Linked DNA regions of Homo sapiens: all the other regions are linked to region 2. Evidence: chromatin contacts called from ENCODE Hi-C or POLR2A ChIA-PET data. All regions are on one chromosome and are shown on one strand. The core of a region is the stretch at or near the end of the contact, and the rest is flanking DNA. Distances in the headings are between cores, read along the strand shown.

Region 1 (4,231 bases), core at 1,081-3,580, 170 kb after region 2:
GCTGAGAATCCACGGGCTGTCTGACTCATACCCACAGCCACAATAGCAGCTGGCATTTGTGGAGTGCTTCCTAGGTGCCAGCCTTCGCCTGAATCGAGTAAGCCTTGGAGGCACTCAAGCGGTCACCCCTATTTTCCAGGGCAGGAAACTGAGGCTCAGAAAGGGAGAACTGGTTGTCTGAGGACACAAGGCAAACCAGCTGGCCATGTCAGCATTGGAACCCAGGACTGTGGAGCCCCTGGCACCTCACTGTAGATTGTAGTGACCAAGGAACAGAGGTGGTAGGCATTTCATTAGACTCCAAATTGGAGTTCTGGCCCATAGTGATGATGCGGGGTGGTCTCTGTGAGGGAGGGATCTGCAAGATGAGGAAGGGACAGATATAAATCTCTCTGATGGTGTGTGTGTGTGGGGGGGTCTGTCGGAGGTGAGGGAAACAGGGGGAAGGGGAACAGGGACCTGGCAGAAGGATTTGGAGAAAGCCACAAAGATCCCAGGTGGGGAGAAGTCTAGGATTGGGTGGTGGGCAGGTCTTTGGAAGTGATCAGTGATCAGAGACACAGGAGATGGGGAGGGGCCTCTCTGGGAAGCAGTGTAGGGGCAGGGGGCGCCTGGGAATGGTGGAAAGTGACAAAGCCATGGGGGCAGTGGAAGTCAGAGGCCAGGAATCCCTGGGTCTTGGGGAAGCTCCTAGGAATCAGAGAAGGGGGCTTCTAGGAGAAGTCCTTGAAACCAGAGAAGGGTCTGGGGGGCCTGGAAGTATGGGGTAGGAACTTCTTGGGCAAGGAGCAGCCCAGATGAATAAAGGCTGAGCCCTGGGGAAGGTCAAGGGGTCTAGAAATTTGGGGAGAAAGCTTCCAGCAGATTGACCCAAGGGAAAAGGGCTTGAAACCAGGGCAAGACGAGAGGCTTCAGGTCCAGGAGTTTTCTGGAAGAAGGATCTGGGGCCAGGCCCTGTAGCTGAGGAAGGCCTCTGAAGCTGAGGAGGGGGCTTCCTTGGAAGGCCAGACTCCCAGCAAGGAAGGGGGAGGCCCTGGGGCAGGAGAAAGGACGGTGGTTTGTGGGGAAGGGGTCTGAGTTTGGCCTAGCAGGGGGTCCAGAGGTTGGGGGTTGGGGAAGGGGCTGCCTGAAGCTGAGAAGTTGATAGAGGGCGGATGAGGCCTGGAGTCAGACTGGTCCAGGGCCTAGAAATACCAGCCTGGGTGAGGTGAGGGCCTAGAAGTTGGAGGCCAAGGCTTCCTGGGAGAGGAAGAGACCAGAAAGGGTCCAGGTGGCATCTGGGGGCCCCGGGGTGCTGGGATCTAGGGACAGGGCTGCTTGGAAGATGGGGACCAGGCCTGGGACGGGAGAGACCTTGAAGAAGCCAGAAAAGGGCCGGGGCCCAGGAGAGGTGGAAACCAGCTTCCTGCCAGGGGCTGCCCACAGGCGCCCTGGGTGCGTCCTGGAGGGGCAGAGGGCTGGGAATAAGAGGAGGGGGGCTCCTGGGGAGCCGGCACCCAGCCCCAGACAGGGAAGGCCGGAGCCAGAGGCAGGACTGGGCCAGGCCCTGCTGAGAGTGCCAGGGCCGGGCCTTGGGGGGTCAGGGGCCCTGCAAATCCGGGAGGGGGCGAGGTGTCGGACGCGGACGGCCTGGAGGGGAAACGGCTTAGCACAGGCAAGAGAAGGGAGGGGCTCCTGGAAGCAGGGGAAGGGGCTTCCTGGAGGGAACAGACCCGAGCGGAAGCGGTCTGCACGGGGACAAGAGAGGGGTCCCGAGAGAGGGGCGCCCCCAGGGGTCGGGCTGGGCTGGAAAAGGTGGGGAGGGTGGAGAGGCCTGGAAGTCCGGGAGGGGTCGAGAGGTGACGAGCCGGGTCGGGCCCAGGAAACGAGGGTAGGGGCTCGCGGGGCGAGGGGTACAACGGGGAGAAGGGTTTGGCGGCTGGACCCAGCCAGGGCTCCCCAAGGGGCCGGGCCCCACTCACCGTGTCCGAGTTCCGATCGTTGCCCGGGGCCAGCACCGTCCGCGAAGACATCTTCTCCGGGTCCCGGGGGGCAGGGGCGGCCGGGTGGGGGGGGCGGGGGTCCCAGGGTCCCCTCTCTTCCCCTCCCCCCCCGCCGGCCTGGGGACGCGAGCTCAAAAGCTGGGCGCCGAGAACGCCCGGGTCCGCGCGGCGGGAGAGGGGGCAGGGCGGGGGAGGGGAAGGGACGCCGAGGGTCCTAGTGGCCCCGTGCAGCGGGGACCCCGGGCGCCATGGGGGCGGCGGGCAGGCGGGCGGGCGGGGGCCGCGGAGGGGGCGCGGAGCCGGCCCAAGCGGCGGCGGAGGGAGGCGGTGGAGGGGCTGGGGAGGGAGGAAGGGACGTCAGGGGGAGGGGCGGGCAGGGCGGGGCGCCGGGACCCCGCCCCCCGCCGCCGGCCCTTAAAGGCGCAGGCCCGGGCTGGTCGGGGCGCCGGGGGCTCCGGGGGCTCCGGGGGCGGAGGCGGGTCTGGGCACGCCGGCGGGGAGCGTGTTCTCGCCCGAGACGAGAGGCGCACTGGAGAGGAGAGAAGGGGAGAGAGAGGCCGGGGCAGAGCGCCAGAGACGCAGAGAGAGAGATCGAGAGACGTAGAGATAGAGAGACACGAAGAGAGAGAGACGAGTTACAAAAGGGTGGAGAGGCGCAAGGAGATGAAGGAAGAGCCAGATGACAGAGAGAGAGAGACGCAGGGAGACAGAGACAGAGAGACCCAGAGACGCAGAGGGACAAAGACTGAGAGAGACCCCACACACACACAGGGAGAGACAAAGAGATACAGAGACGCAGAGATCTGTGAAGAGATAGAGATAAAGGGACTGAGCCAGAGAAGACCCCAGAGGCGCTGCCCACATTGTCCCTCCCCCTGGCCCATTCTCTCCCCAGTTGGCGGGGGGGAGCGGGGGAAGCTCTCCCCTCGGAGGCCTAAGGGTGGGGTGGGTGAAGGGGATGGTGTGCGGGGCTTGGCCACTGCTGAGGGCTCAGTGACCTCCCTAGTCAGGCTGCCTCCACTCAGCCACATAGATCCAGACCCGCAGGTTGGGGCTGCAGCATCCACTCCTTTGCACCCCAGCTGGGGTGTGGGGACCCTCTCTGTCCACCTGTATGACCCGGGGCAAGCACTTGCCCTTTCTGGGCTTCACTTTCCCAGTTTGTAAAGTGAAAGGAAGAATCCGTGTGTTGCTCACTGGCAGGTGCGAAGGAACCCTGTGCAGGTATTCGCCTGCAGGGCACAGCCACTCCCCATGCGGGCAGGCTGAGACCAGAGAGGACAAGAGCCTCTCGGAGGCCACACAGCGCTGTGGGGACCATCCATGCTCTGTGGACCAGGGTGGGATGAAAGAAAGACAGGCATTACATAGTCTTGGCCTGGGAGTCACATGGTTTTGGGAAGGGGTCTGTGCCCTGCCTTCTTCTATCTGAGGCTTATTTTCCTGAGCCTCAGTTTCCCCTTCTAAAACAGCAGTGTGCTGGATCTGGCTGGAGCGAGCTGATTGTTATGTCTCAGGAATTTTGGAACTGGTTGTTAAACACAGCCATTATTAAAAATTAAATTATGCAAACATACAATTAAATTACATTAAAGGTACAAGTAATACATACTCATCACGTCCTAGTTATCTTACTACATTTGCCATTATCTGTGATCTTGAGGTTACCTACGTCTATTGTAGCTGCACAGTAAAATTACTATATAATGGGGGGCAAAAATGCCATGTGATATCACCTTGGTAGCTTGAAATTAGCCATGGTGGGAATATTTACACCATGGAAATTGGCAAATGCTACAAATTAAGGCTCCACACCCCCACCTGCAGAGAGCTGGGGGTGTTTTGTTTTGCTTTGCTTTGTTTTGTTTTTGAGACAGGGTCTCACTGCATTACCCAGGCTAGAGTGCAGTGGCACGATTATGGCTCACCGCAGCCTGGACATCCCCGGCTCAAGCAATCCTCCCAGCTCAGCCCCACCAAGTCACTGGGACTACAGGTGTGCACCACCACGCCCAGCTAATTTTTTGTAGCCATATTGCCCAGGCTGATCTCCAACTCTCAGGCTCAGGCGATCCTCCCACTTCGGCCTCCTAAAGTGCTGGGACTACCCTGCACTCAGCCAAAAGCTGGTTGTGAAAGCACAGCACTGCTTGATACTATGAGCAACACAGACTCATGGCAGTTGCCCTTGTGCCAGGCTCTGAGCAGTTTCTCCTTTCTGCCACCCCAAGAGGTAGGGAGCATCTTTA
Region 2 (4,433 bases), core at 392-2,891:
TCTCTACTAAAAATACAAAAGTTAGCCTGTAATCCCAGCTACTTGGGAGGCTGAGGCAGGAGAACTGCTTGAATGTGGGTGGCGGAGGTTGCAGTGAGCCTAGATTGCTCCATTGCACTCCAGCCTAGGCAACAAGAGCAAAACTCCATCTCAAAAAATAATAAATAAATAAATAAATCTTACATAGATTAAAGCCAGATGACCTGCTCATTCTAGGTCATTACTGTTTGGGACCGTGTCTGTGTCCCTCACTGAACTGTAAGCTCTGGGAGGACAACACGGGGCTTTTATCTTTTACGTAGATAAAAGAAATGATAGAATATATCATTATAGCCGTGCACTGTAATCCCAGCACTTTGGGAGGTCACAAAGTGACCTCAGGATCAGCTGAGGTCAGGAGTTTGAGACCAGCCTGGCCAACATGGTGAAACCCCGTCTCTACTAAAAATACAAAAAAAAAAAAAAAAAAAAAAAATTAGCCGGGCATGGTGGCACATGCCTGTAATCCCAGCTACTAAGGAGGCAGGAGAATCGCTTGAACCCGGGAGGGGGAGGTGCAGTGAACTGAGATCGCGCCATTGCACTCCAGCCTGGGTAATAAGAGCGAAACTCCGTCTCGAAAAAAAAAAAAAAAAGAAAAAAAAGAATTTATCATTATGACCCTGGGTTATGGCAGGGCTCTTAACACACCAAAAGCAAAAGTCAGAACGGAACAGATTGATAAATAGTTGCGCATAAACACAAATAACTTCTGTGCCAAAAATAACTAAAGTTAAAGCCCAAAGTAGAAACTAGGAGGAAATGTTTGCAATATGGGTAACTAAGGATTAGAATCAGAATCCATAAAGTACCCCTAGAAATTAATAGTAATAAAAAAGCCATACAACCCATTTTAAAAATGGACAAGGAATATGAGCAAGCAATTCACAGAAGACAAAATTTACAAGACCAATACTTTCACAAAAAACATTCCATTTCCTTAGTAATCAGAGAGCTGCAAGTTAGAACAGTGTGATACTATCCTTTCAGGAAGTGACTAATACTAACTCATCAGCCAGGCCCCTGCTCAGATGTCCCTTCCTCCAGGAAGCCCTTCCGGACTCCGGGGCTGAGTCAGGCGCTCCCCCTGACCCCCATCCCACGGCTCTCCCGGGATCTCCCATCCCAGACCTGCCCATTCTGGGTCAGCACTGGGAACGTGTCTGTGTCCCTTACTGAACCGTAAGCTCCGGGAGGACAACACGGGGCTGTCGTTGGTCACTGCTGTGTCACCAGCACGGACTCGCACAGGACCGGGAAGAGAGGAAGCGCGTGGGGGGAATAGGTGTGGAATAAATGAATGAATGAGGAAACTGAAGCCAAGTCAATGTCTGAGTTGGATTCAAACTTAAGTCTCTCCTTACTGAGAGGAGGGACCAAGTTGGATCTCCTGCGATCTGTTCTCCACTGAGCCCTGCCAGGATTCTGGGCACACAGAAGCGCTCAGTAAGGGCTTTGAAACTTAACAGTTTGGGAGCCAGATCCTCAGGCCACATCTCTCTCCTCCCACGACCTCCGCGGTCCTCCAGAACCATAGAGAGTTGTACAGAGATCGCCCTGCTCTATGCTCTACTCTCCTGGGGAGCGGGGCCAGAGAGGCCGGAAGTGCTGCGAGCCCTGGGCCACGCTGGCCGTGCTGGCAGTGGGCCGCCTCGATCCCTCTGCAGTCTTTCCCTTGAGGCTCCAAGACCAGCAGGTGAGGCCTCGCGGCGCTGAAACCGTGAGGCCCGGACCACAGGTGCGGGAGGCGGAGACTGCGGGTGGAGATTGGCGCCGCGGAAGCCAATCATTGCCGAGTCTGAGAGATGGACAAGGCCAGGCGTGGGGAGGGCGTCCAGATGCTAGCCTCGGGGGCCGGACGAACGGAAGGCGGGGGATGGTGGGGACGGAGCCAATAGAATCCGGTGGGGGCGAGGGGCGGAGCGATGGGACTTGTGGACCTGTAAGGGGCGGGGCGAGCCGAAGGTGGAGGTCAAAGGGGCGTGGCGTTACAGAGCCTCTAGCGCTGGGTGTTGGGGACCTGACGCTATGGAGCTCTCGGAGTTTTGTGGGGGACGGCTGTGAGTGGGGGGTTCCTGCTGCGGGATGAGAACGTAGACGCCAGTGGCTCACTCGCTCCTGGCACCTTCCCTTTCAGGCTCCAGATGGACCCTGGGAAGGACAAAGAGGGGGTGCCCCAGCCCTCAGGGCCGCCAGCAAGGAAGAAATTTGTGATACCCCTCGACGAGGATGAGGTCCCTCCTGGAGTGGTAGGACAAGGAGATGCGGGGCCCCTGGGAGGCTGGGGGCTGTTAGGACGAAGAGGATAGGATGGGGCCTGTGGGACCAGGGTGTGGGTTAGTGGATTTGGGGGCCACGGACGACTTGGGGAAACAGTCCTTGGTCCTCCCCAGGTCCCAGTTTCCCCATCTGTGAAATGGATGGGTGGTTCTAAGAGAGGGCTAAGGCAGAGGCCAGACACTGGCATTCAGCAGGTAGCCCCTGATGTGTTTTACGAGGCCAGCACCCTGATTTTTCAAGACATGAATTTATTGCTCGTGTTTAAGAATCGCCAGGTTTTGCAATCTTAAAAAAATCTACACTTTAGACATATTTTGGTAAATGGAAGGACCTGGCAATATTGAAATCTCCTTCCCAAGGGAAAACAATCGACGGGTGATGAGCATTGGCTATGAAGAAAAGGAAAGTGGGCTAAGGATGTAGGGCATGATGGGGGAGAGGACCTTCCTACTCTATTTATTTATTTATTTATTTATTTTTTTGAGACAGAGTCTCGCTCTTTTGCCCAGGCTGGAGTGCACTGGCACCATCTCGGCTCACTGCAACCTCTGCCTCCTGGGTTCAAGCGATTCTCCTGCCTCAGCCTCCCGAGTAACTGGGATTACAGGAGCGCGCCTGGCTAATTTTTGTATTTTTAGTAGAGACGGGTTTCACCATGTTGGTCAGGCTGGTCTCGAACCTCAAGTGATCCGCCCACCTCGGCCTCCCAAAGTGCTGGGATGTACAGGCATGAGCCACCATGCCTGGCCCCTTCCTACTTTAGATAGGAAGGTCAAGGGAGGGCCTCTCTGAGGAGGTGACATCTTGGTAGAGACGTGAAAGAGGTGAGGGAGTGAGCCATGGCGACATCTGGGGTAGAGGGAACAGCCAGTGCCAAAGCCCTGAGGTCAGAGAGAGCCTGCCGTGTTCAAGGGCAGAACGAAGTCTGGTGGGGCTGGAGTAGAGAAAGCAAGGAGAAGTGGTAGAAGGTGTAGTTTCTGAGGCAAGGAGCAGGGACAGATCTAGAGCCTTGTGGGTGATGGTGACAGCTTTGGCTTTCACTCTGAGGCAGGAGCCACCCACCAGCTCTGAGCAGAGGAGGGACATGAGGACTTAGTTAGGGGACAGACTTCCAGGGGGCGAGGGTGTGGGCAAGGAGCTGGTGAGGAAGTGACTTCAGTGGTCCAAGGGTGAAACGCTGGTGGCTGGGACCAGAGTGGAGGCTGAGGAGTGGGGGAGAAGTGGCTGAATTCAGATTTTGAGCTCTCAGCCTTCTGGAAGGGACATTAGGAGGAAGGAGGATGGGCAGCCCTGAAGAGGGGAGAGGGGTCAAGTGCTGTGGCTCACACCTGTAATCCCAGGACTTTGGGAGGCCGAGGCGGGCGGATCACCTGAGGTCAGGAGTTCGAGATCAGCCTGGACAACATGTTGAAACCCTGTCTCTACTAAAAATACAAAAATTAGCCAGCGTGGTGGTACACGCCTGTAGTCCCAGCTATTTGGGAGGCTGAGACAGGAGAATCGCTTGAACCTGGGGGGCGGAGGTTGCAGTGAGCCGAGATCACGCCACTGCACTCCAGCCTGGGTGACAGAGCAAGACTCCATCTCAAAAAAAAAAAAAAAAAATTAGCTGGGCGTGGTGGTGGGCACCTGTAATCCCAGCTACTTGGGAAGCTGAGGCAGAATTGCTTGAACCCGGGAGGTGGAGGTTGCAATGAGCCAAGATAGTGCCACTACACTCCAGTCTGGGTGACAGAGCAAGACTGTCTCAAAAAAAGAAAAAGAAAGGGGAGAGGAACTCACAGGGCCTCAGATGTCCTCTGCTCACCCCAACCAGTCCCCTGCAAACTCCCTTTCTCCCCACAGGCCAAGCCCTTATTCCGATCTACACAGAGCCTTCCCACTGTGGACACCTCGGCCCAGGCGGCCCCTCAGACCTACGCCGAATATGCCATCTCACAGCCTCTGGAAGGGGCTGGGGCCACGTGCCCCACAGGGTCAGAGCCCCTGGCAGGAGAGACGCCCAACCAGGCCCTGAAACCCGGGGCAAAATCCAACAGCATCATTGTGAGCCCTCGGCAGGTGAGGAGGGAGACGGAGAAGTGAGGCCTTGAGGTTTTCAGTGGGAAACGCTG
Region 3 (4,463 bases), core at 413-2,912, 190 kb before region 2:
CTTGGCCCTGAGGCAAGAGAATGTCCAGATGGACATGGGACCCCAGCTCTGAGCCCTGCCTCTTCTCTCTCCCTTCTCAGGACCCTGCCCGCTCAGCCGGCTTCCACCCCAGTGGCTCTGTCCTGGCTGTGGGTACAGTGACTGGCAGGTAAAGCTGAGGAGAGCATTTCGGGAGGCCTTCTCTGCTCCCTGGGGAACTGGCCCTTCTTCCCTCTTTCCTACTTTCCCAAATCCCACTATTTACCGAGCCCTGATCCCTCAATATTCCTCTGGCTCACTGCAGCCTCTGCCTCCCAGGTTCAAGCGATTTGCCTGCCTCAGCCTCCCGAGTAGCTGGGATTACAGGCGCCCACCACTATGCCTGGCTAATTTTTTTTTATTTTTAGTAGAGACGGGGTTTCACCATGTTGGCCAGGCTGGTCTCGAACTCCTGACCTCAAGTGATTCACCTGCCTCAGCCTCTCAAAGTGCTAGGATTACAGGCGTGAGCCACCGCCACTGTACCTGGCCTTGTTTTGTTTTGTTTTTTGGGGGGACAGAGTCTTGCTCTGTCGCCCAGACTGGAGTCCGGTGGCGCGATCTCAGCTCACTGCAACCTCTGCCTCCCGGGTTCAAGCAATTCTCGTGCCTCAGCCTCCTAAGTAGCTGGGATTACAGGCACGTGCCACCACGCCTGGCTAATTTTTGTATTTTTAGTAGAGACGGGGTTTTGCTATGTTGACCAGGCTGATTTCGAACTCTTGACCTCAAGTGATCCACCCGCCTCGGCCTCCCAGCGTGCTGGGATTATAGGCCTGAGCCACCGTGCCCAGCCCAGGTCACTTCTGGGGTCCCTCTGATCCCTCCCTTAGACCCCACAGATTGCGGCCTCTCTCTGTCAGATCAGCTCACCCCTCCTCCCCCCACCACGCCCTCTCCTTCAAGATGGCTGCTGCTGGACACGGAGACCCATGACCTGGTGGCTATCCACACAGACGGCAATGAACAGATCTCAGTGGTCAGCTTCTCCCCAGGTAAGCGGCAGGCCTGGGACACCCAAGCGGCAGGGCCAGGGGACAGAGGCTCAGAGCTCTTGGCAGGGGGAGGGGTGGAGCCTGCGAAGCGAGGCCTAGGAGGGATGCAGTGGGGATGGAGCTGGGGACTGTTGAGGGGGCTGAGTCTGGGCGAGGAGGGGATGGAGCCTGGGTGCCTCCTCATAGCCCCCCTCCCCCTCCCCCAGACGGGGCGTACCTGGCCGTGGGCTCCCACGACAACTTGGTGTACGTGTACACGGTGGACCAGGGCGGCCGCAAGGTCAGCCGCCTGGGCAAGTGCTCGGTGAGTGGGCAGTGGCCCCCAGCCCGCGCCGCCACCCCGCCCAGGGGGTGCAAAATTAACCAATTTTCTACCTCAAGGGAGCGCAGCTTCAACACTCAACTGATTCTGCCCTGATCAGAGCAAGGAGTCTTGGCCACGTCCACACATTCACCACCTCGTGTGTTCTAAGCCCGCCCCTTTGTGTAGCCCCGCCCCCACGTGCTAAGCCCATCTGTGTAGCCCCGCCCCTCACGTTCCGAGACCGCCCCTCACGTTCCGAGACCGCCCCTCTGTGTAGCCCCGCCCCTCAACATTCAAAGCCAGCTCCTCCGTGTCTAGCCCTGCCCACCTGTTCTAAACTCCCATTGTGTTCTAAGTGCTTTTTGTCTAGCCCTGCCCATCACAGTCTGGCCCCGCCCACAGTATTCTGGCCCTGCCCCCATACTCCAAAGGCCTGTGTATCCTTCCTTTAGTCCCCTTGTGTTCTCGCCCTACCTCTGTATTTGACTTCCACTTTCCTGATTTAATCCTGTCCCCCTCTCCTTGGTTCCGCCCTCTGCAGCTCTAACACCATCCCTTCCCTCCCCCGCAGGGCCATTCCAGTTTTATCACCCACCTGGATTGGGCCCAGGACAGCAGCTGCTTTGTCACCAACTCCGGGGACTATGAGATTCTGTACTGTGAGTTCTCCGGGACCCAGAGACATTACTTCCTCCGTCTCATTTGCAGACTTCCCTGAGTTCTGGGAGGGGAGGGAGGGGCTTCAAGCCTCGCTCCCTTGGTATTCAAGGCTGGTTCTGATTTGGAATTTAGGGACCGCTGGCTTCTCATTTTCTCCCTGGTATACCCCACTTTTAGTCAACTCCTCCCCTTTCCGGTCGGATGGGTAGGATGCAGGTTTCTTTTTTTACATTTTTAAATTTTTAATTATTATTATTATTATTATTATTATTATTATTATTTTGAGACGGAGTCTTGCTCTGTCCCCCAGGCTGGAGTGCAGTGGCGCGATCTCGGCTCACTGCAAGCTCCGCCTCCCAGGTTCAAGTGATTCTTCTGCCTCAGCCTCCTGAGTAGCTGGGATTACAGGAGCACACCACCATGCCCGGCTAATATTTGTATTTGTATTTTTTTTTTTTTGAGATGGGAGTTTCCCTCTTGTCTCCTAGGCTGGAGTGCAATGGCACGATGTCGGCTCACTGCAGCCTCCGCCTCCCAGGTTCAAGCGATTCTCTTGCCTCAGGCTCCTGAGTAGCTGGGATTCCAGGTGTCCACCACCACGCCCAGCTAATTTTTAAAATATTGTTAGTAGAGACAGGGTTTCGCCATGTTGACCAGGTTGGTCTTAAACTCCTGACCTCAGGTGATCCGCCTGCCTTGGCTTCCCAAAATGCTGGGATTACAGGCATGAGCCACCACACCTGGTCTAATTTTTGTATTTTTAGTAGAGATGGGGTTTCACCATCTTGGCCAGGCTGGTCTCGAACTCCTGACCTCAGGTGATCCAGCCAGATGCTGTGGCTCATGCTGCCTCCTGGGATTACAGACGTGAGCCACCATGCCCGGCCAGATGCGGGTTTAAAAGTAGATGCTCCTGCTTACGCTGCGGGCTGTGAAGACCCCAGCATGTGATGCCTTCTCAGCCAGTCCTGACAGGTAGAATGAGCCCTGGGACCTTAGCCTCCTCTGTCTTGGACCTCAGCTCCGATTGTCTAAGAAAGGGATGGGTTTACTGGGTAGTTCTTCCAACTCTGAATGTCTCCTCCCATTTTCTGCCCCAGGGGACCCGGCTACCTGTAAGCAGATCACCAGTGCGGATGCTGTGAGGAACATGGAATGGGCCACAGCTACTTGTGTCCTAGGGTTTGGGGTGTTTGGTGAGTTCTGGAATGAGAGAGGTCTCACTGAGGACAGTAGTTCTGAGAGACATCCCCGCTGGTGGTTTCCAGAGTCTTACTGCTTACCTCCAGTGTGGGAAGCTCACTGCTTTACTGCATGTGGGCTGTATTTGTGTAAGAGGAAAGGGTAGGGTGAGATGACTCATTAGAGCTGTAATAAAATGAAACCAAATGGGCGTGGTAACTGGCCAGGAGAGATCCACACTGCCGGTGCCCTAGCCACCCATTCATTCAGGCACGAATGAAGCAAACACATATTCCCTGAGCAGTTCTGTGCCTGCCGTGGGCTTGGCAGTGACCATGACTGACGGCCCTGCTCTCCTGTGGCTCTCAGTCCAGTGGGGGAGGCAGACTTGTCCCCAGACAGTGATGACCCAGAGTGAGCAGGTCTGAGACAGGGAAACCCAGGGTGGGGCATCTGGCCTACTCTTGGAGGGAATCAGGGAGGGCTTCCTGGAGGAAGAGACATCTGAGCTAGGACCTGGAGGATGAGGAGTTACTTTCCAGGGCAGTGAAGAAGGAAAGCAGTCTCTTGGCAAAGGGAATAGTACATACAAAAGCCCACGCGTGACACAGAACTTGGCATTTGGAGAAATGCAGGGAGGCAGGGTGGCCAAATCATTACAGAGTTTAACAGGAGCACTGATGAGGGATGAGGCTGGAGCAGTGCATGGGGCCTGCTGAGCCTTAGAACCACAGGCTTTCTTCTAAGATCACCAGGGAGCCATGGAAGGGTTTTAAGCAGAGCAGGGGCAGGCTCGGATTCACATTTTAAGGTAATTCTGACTCATATCCTCGGATAGATACAGGCTAGGTCGGAACAAATTAAGGTGGCTGGAGTGGCAATCTGCTCCTCTTGGCGGTCCCTGGCTCCAGCTGACATCTTACCACTTCCCTTCATCTTGCCCACAGGGATCTGGTCTGAGGGGGCGGACGGCACTGATATCAACGCTGTGGCCCGCTCTCATGATGGGAAGTTGCTGGCTTCAGCTGATGACTTTGGCAAAGTTCACCTGTTTAGCTACCCCTGCTGTCAGCCTCGAGTGAGTCCCTTGGGGAGATGGGGATGGACGGGGGTAGCAAGCAGGGGTGGGGACAAAATTCAGGCAGCTCTGGTCCAACCCCACCCCTTCTCTGAGCCTCGGTTTCCCCATCTGTACAAGGAGGACAGTAGTCTTGATCCCAAGGGCCTTTCTTAACCCCAAGGTGGATGAATTTCAGTGTGTCATGGTGAAGACCTGGTTCTCTGAAGTTCTGAGCAACTGCAAT

What was found. A loop is a pair of places that touch in the nucleus more often than their neighbours do. ChIA-PET counts read pairs that join two places held with the same protein, here RNA polymerase II (POLR2A). Pooled maps may share reads with other maps.
Region 1: a pooled map shows a loop between it and region 2 (4-fold over the local background). The contact joins the promoter of MARK4 here to the promoter of ERCC1 in region 2. A Hi-C loop is called at or near these places in 2 of 50 pooled maps. POLR2A ChIA-PET finds 5 or more read pairs at or near these places in 3 of 52 experiments (A673, WTC11 and activated CD4-positive, alpha-beta T cell).
Region 3: a pooled map shows a loop between it and region 2 (4-fold over the local background). The contact joins the enhancer-like site here to the promoter of ERCC1 in region 2. A Hi-C loop is called at or near these places in 4 of 50 pooled maps. POLR2A ChIA-PET finds 5 or more read pairs at or near these places in 4 of 52 experiments (A673, Panc1, WTC11 and 1 more).

What each region holds. Positions count from the first base shown.
Region 1 is chr19:45,249,370-45,253,600 of GRCh38, reverse strand. It overlaps MARK4 (microtubule affinity regulating kinase 4), which reads right to left and starts at 2,330. Exons shown (of 17, transcript NM_001199867.2): 1 at 1,962-2,330. The coding sequence starts at 2,012. RefSeq lists an enhancer at 866-1,422 and silencers at 1,896-2,045, 2,276-2,655.
Region 2 is chr19:45,421,125-45,425,557 of GRCh38, reverse strand. ERCC1 (ERCC excision repair 1, endonuclease non-catalytic subunit) reads left to right here and starts at 1,641. Exons shown (of 10, transcript NM_001983.4): 1 at 1,641-1,777; 2 at 2,177-2,288; 3 at 4,165-4,380. The coding sequence starts at 2,184. RefSeq lists enhancers at 913-1,207, 1,456-1,505, 1,566-1,655.
Region 3 is chr19:45,613,315-45,617,777 of GRCh38, reverse strand. It overlaps EML2 (EMAP like 2), which reads left to right. Exons shown (of 19, transcript NM_012155.4): 13 at 81-148; 14 at 925-1,013; 15 at 1,220-1,317; 16 at 1,889-1,976; 17 at 3,078-3,173; 18 at 4,107-4,237. Among named protein-coding and RNA genes, the nearest start is that of GPR4, 13 kb to the right of the region's middle. RefSeq lists enhancers at 1-830, 831-1,669 and a silencer at 1,483-1,732. Within about 2 kb of position 1,662, at least 10 of the 41 ENCODE cell types and tissues checked have a DNase peak (open chromatin) inside an H3K27ac peak, as active enhancers do.